Linked DNA regions of Homo sapiens: region 2 is linked to region 1. The links are chromatin loops, found by intact Hi-C in ENCODE. Cell type or tissue: endothelial cell of umbilical vein. All regions are shown on one strand.

The links. Peaks named below come from ENCODE experiments on the same cell type or tissue, not always from the same donor. Only the 100,000 strongest peaks of a DNase experiment are listed, where the experiment ranks them.
Region 2: it touches region 1 in a loop (23-fold over the local background); 9 of 110 quality-filtered maps call a loop at or near these places.

Annotation. Positions count from the first base shown.
Region 1 is chr5:142,144,002-142,146,501 of GRCh38, forward strand. NDFIP1 (Nedd4 family interacting protein 1) reads left to right here. Exons shown (of 8, transcript NM_030571.4): 7 at 570-675. The coding sequence ends at 673. Among named protein-coding and RNA genes, the nearest start is that of NDFIP1, 36 kb to the left of the region's middle. RefSeq lists an enhancer at 1,377-1,466. In endothelial cell of umbilical vein, CTCF peaks have their summits at 113 (motif pointing left) and 1,518 (motif pointing left); DNase peaks (open chromatin) are centred at 80 and 1,490.
Region 2 is chr5:141,888,258-141,890,757 of GRCh38, forward strand. No RefSeq gene overlaps it. Among named protein-coding and RNA genes, the nearest start is that of PCDH1, 11 kb to the left of the region's middle. In endothelial cell of umbilical vein, a CTCF peak has its summit at 1,216 (motif pointing right); a DNase peak (open chromatin) is centred at 1,224.

The sequences.
Region 1 (2,500 bases):
ATAATAATAATAATAATAATAATAATAGTAGACAAAGTTTCAAGTTGAGACGATGAGAATTGCTGTAATAGATAAGGGGATCCTGACATCTAGTGGACAACATTATATACTGTCGACAGAAAAAACAGCCCATGACAAGGAAGGTTACATTTTTTCTTTTTACTTGAGAAAAACACAGTTATAACCTCTTTTTGTTGTTGTTGTTGTTGTTGTTGTTTGGAGTTCATTATCTTGGAATGCTTTTTTGGAACTCAATAGGTAGATTTTGATGTTTCTCAATGAGGCTTTCATATGTAAATGTTTGGCTCCATCTTATTTTTTATTTCCTTTTTAGACCAATTCAATTCTGAATGTGCAAAAGACACTATTGACTCTTACATTATACCTTCTCATTGAAGGATGGATAATTTGGTATGAAAATCCTCTGCAGATTCTGGAGGAAATTGCTAATGTTTTGATTACCTTTAGCAGAAAAATAACAATGTATCGCTATCAGGAGAGGGATTTCTGGGGAGGGGACTTAACATGGAAATTATAAATTCATTCATGACTTTTCTTTTTTAAATTAGGCTTTCTCCTGTTTCTCAGAGGATTTATCAATTATGCAAAAGTTCGGAAGATGCCAGAAACTTTCTCAAATCTCCCCAGGACCAGAGTTCTCTTTATTTATTAAAGGTATTAAAGAAAAAATTTATTCTAGTCCCAGTGTAACCATGTGCTACATTGTAGATTTCTGTTCAGTTTTAGAGTAAGTATCTGTGATAGGGGCATATAGAGAAAGTAAAGAAGGCACAGTCCCTGCCTTTTAGCAGTTTCTTGTCTAGTAACAGGGATTTTTACAAAAAGCTATTGATAAAGTCAAATTAGAAAAACTGCCATAGGAGAAATCATTACTTCATGCTTTGACAGTGTGAAAGAGGCAGGGGTCTTAGCAGTCATCAGAAAGCTGGGATATTTGGCTGCTTGACTGAATTCCAGCATCCTGAAGCCACTGCTTACTGTTGCACCAGTTCCAGAGGATGACATTCAGAAGGAACCCTTCAGGCCTAATCACTCATCTCTGCCCCTAAATCCCAGAACCTGGAGAGACTGTGTAGTACTTTAAGAACTCCTTTTGTCTGGGCTGCTGACAAGCCCACCAAGTCTTCCATCTTTTAAAATTGTCATTGAGGCTTTCCCCATGGCTTTCTTCAGGTTGACATTCTGATACCACTCTAATGTGAGGAAGGTCAAACTCAAGAAAAGAGGAGAAAGGACCTTTTCCCTTGCCTAGAACAGGAGGACTAAGCCCTGCCAAGGCTCTTTGATTCACACATGATTTTCCCCAGAGGCTGACACTCCATCTTACATCAATGGCTGCCTGAAGGAAGAGGTAGAGAATCTTGAGAAAGAGTACACCAGAGAGAGCTCTCTGTGGTAGCAAGTTCTAATAGGCTTTCTTGGACTTGGCTGTTTGTTCCTTGGGGCTTTGGGGACTGTGTTAATCATAGAGTGGAACCTTGAGCACCACCTAGAGGCCAGTCCAGTTGAAGGTCTTAGGCAAAGCATTATAAAGGATAGGTGGTGTAGTTCAGATAAACTTTACATGATAGTGGAGAGTGTGGGGAAGAATTTCAGAATCATCTGAGGCAGAGTGAAGAGCAAAAATAGGGAAGTATGGGGCTTGTTCAGAGGATAGCAGCTTGATTGGGGCATAAAGGAGTATTGAGGGTCAAGGCTAAAAAGTCAGGTTGAAACAAGTTTCTCAGATACCTTGAGCACCAAGCCCATTTGCAGTAGAACCATGAAATTGATAGAGCCAGCGACATGTTGGGTCAATGCAAGACTAAGCCCACGTGGAGCACGAATTTGTTCTGTACTCGCAGAGTGTCAGTTTATATAGGCAATCATATACTAATCGTGAGGTTCTCAATTTTGAAGACTTGTGGTGGTCTCAGGAGGTATGCTTCAAGAAAATAAAGCATCTACCATAGTTGATTTTCCAGGTGATAGAACAGCATTGAAAGCTTTTAGGCAACAGAATCATATAATGAGACCCTCTTGAATATAACAAACATTTTTTCAAGCATAGTATAGTAAACTAAAATTAACACTCATGGAGTTTTCCATGTGTCAGATAATATATTAAGCATTTTACATGGATAATTAAATGTATGTAGGTAAAGAAGGCTTAAACTGCTTTTAAAGTTAGTTTCATTATTAAAAAAACTAGTATTCATTATTAAAAAACAGGAATCTTTGATTGCATGTCTGAAAATGTGTAGCATGTCATGAATTTGAATTCAGTCACACAGTCTGGACACAGATGGATATTCATACCACTGGCCTGGGCCTTAATGCCTACAATGTGTCTTTGTTTATGTCTAGAACATAAGAGACTTATTAGATATTCTTTGCAGTTTTATTTAGTTACCATTGTCATCTTTCATCTATATATCAGATTGGAATTTATAGTTAGCCTTAGGTTTAACTTTTACCTATCAAGGATTCCAAAGCTAGT
Region 2 (2,500 bases), 260 kb before region 1:
GCCGAGATCGCACCACTGCACTCCAGCCTGGGCGACAGAGCAAGACTCCGTCTCACCAAAAAAAAAAAAAAAAAAAAGAAAGTTGATATTCGGAATATATATATATATATATATATTTTTTTTTTTTTTGAGACAAGTTCTCGATCTGTCACCCAGGTTGCAGTGCAGTGGTGTGATCTTGGCTCACTGCAACCTCCACTTCCCAGGTTCAAGCGATTCTCATACCTCAGCCTCCTGAGTAGGTAGGACTACAGGGGTGCACCACCACGCCTGGCTAATTTTTGTATTTTTAATAGAGACGGGGTTTCACCATGTTGGCCAGGCTGGTCTTGAACTCCTGACCTCAAGTGATTTGCTCGCTTTGGCCTCTCAAAATGCTGGGATTACAGGTGTGAGCCACCATGCCTGGCCCAGAATATATATATATATATTTGTTGTTGTTGTTGTTGTTGTTGTTGTTGTTTGAGACGGAGTCTTGCTCTGTCACGCAGGCTGGAGTGCAGTGGCACAATCTTGGCTCACTGCAAGTTCCACCTCCCGGGTTCACGCCAGTGTCCTGCCTCAGCCTCCCGAGTAGCTGGGACTACAAGTGCCTGCCACCACGCACAACTAATTTTTTTTTTGTATTTTTAGTAGAGATGGGGTTTCACGGTGTTAGCCAGGATAGTCTCGATCTGCTGACCTCGTGATCTTCCCACCTCGGCCTCCCAAAGTGTAGGCATTACAGGCGTGAGCCACTGTGCCTGGCCCAGAATATATGTATTTTAAGGCATTTCTGTTCTGTCTATTGAACCCTGCTTTTCTCATGGGAACTTCTCGGTTGACTGACCCTTTGCCCCCTTCCCAAACTCCTTCTGACTATATTTTCTGTCAACTCTCTCCATCTCCCTCTTTCTTCAGCTTCATTGCCTCTTTGGGAAGCGAAGATCCCCCCAGACTAGTTCCTCTAAGACCTCTTCTTTCCATTTACTTCTGCTTTTCCTTCCTCCTTTTGCTTTGGTCTTCTTTCAGTTCCCTTGAATTCTTGATATGCCACCTTTCTCCCTTCCCTCTCCAGAACCTCAATTACTGGAACTTTAGGTCTCCGGCTCTCAAGATACTCAGAGACTCCTGAAAGTAACCACTTGAGGCTAAAAGAGAGAAAGAAAAATACTATTTGGAAACAAAAAATGGATGTTTGTCTACTTAGATGGGCTTTGGAGGCCGACAGCCACTAGATGTCTCCTCAGTCACTCACCTAAAATTAGTCCATAGCCTCCATAAGATTAACCTCTGATAATAGACAAATATGCCTCCAAAACTTGCATTCTTTTTCTGTGCCATTGAGTTGTAAATTTTCTACCCTGTCTTCTTTAGAACCTAATAGTTACCTTTGGGAAATACAAACTTCAGGGAGGGAATTGTCATCAGAAAAAAAAAAAAAAAAGAGCTATTTGAAACCAGGTAAGTAAAAAATCTTAAAAGTCTTTCCCACAAATATTGGTAAAAAACTTTAGACAACTGAGAAGGTAATCTTAACTTGTTATACCTGCCAAAAACACAATTTAGATCTAGCCGTTTATTTTATAAATTAGTGTGTTTTGAATTATTGTACCTGGCACATGGCTAACATGTTAAAAGCTGTAAGATCGGCTGGGCACAGTGGCTCACACCTGTAATCTCAGCACTTTGGGAGGCCGAGGTGGGCGGATCACGAGGTCAAGAGATCGAGACCATCCTGGCCAACATGGTGAAACCCTGTCTCTACTAAAAATACAAAAATTAGCTGGGTGTGGTGGCATGCGCCTGTAGTCCCAGCTACTCGGGAGGCTGAGGCAGGAGAATCGCTTGAACCAGGGAGGTAGAGGTTGCAGTGAGCCGAGATTGTGCCACTGCACTCCAGCCTTGTGACAGAGCGAGACTTCGTCTCAAAAAAAAAAAAAAACCTGTAAGATCTTTGCCATCTGTCCATATGTTTACATATGTATATGTATTTGTATGTTATGCATAGCTGGTATTTTTCCTACCTCTGGATAGTATTATCACATTTATTTATAAAATTCCTTAAAGGAATTCTACTCAAATTGGTCTGGAAATAAATGAGTGCTTGTATAAAGTATTCCTAAAACTCTCAGAAATGTAGAGTCTAAGCCAGGTGTAGTGGCATGATCCTGCAGTCTCAACTACTTCAGAAGCTGAGGCAGGAGAATCTCTTGGAGAATTCCTTGAGTCCAGTAGTTCAAGACCAGCCTGGGCAACATAGTGGCCTCATCTCTCTCTCTGTCTCTGAAAAAAAAGAAAGAAACAGAAACTAACCCCAAGCTTTTTTGAGTTTAGATGACTTGGGTAAATTTTCTTCCTTCCTTCCTTCCTTCCTTCCTTCCTTCCTTCCTTCCTTCCTTCCTTCCTCTCTCTCTTTCTCTTTCTTTCTTTCTTTCTTTTTTCCTTTCTTTCTTTTTTTTTTTTTTTGACAGAGTTTCACTCTTGCTGCCTAGGCTGGAGTGCAATGGCACTATCTCAG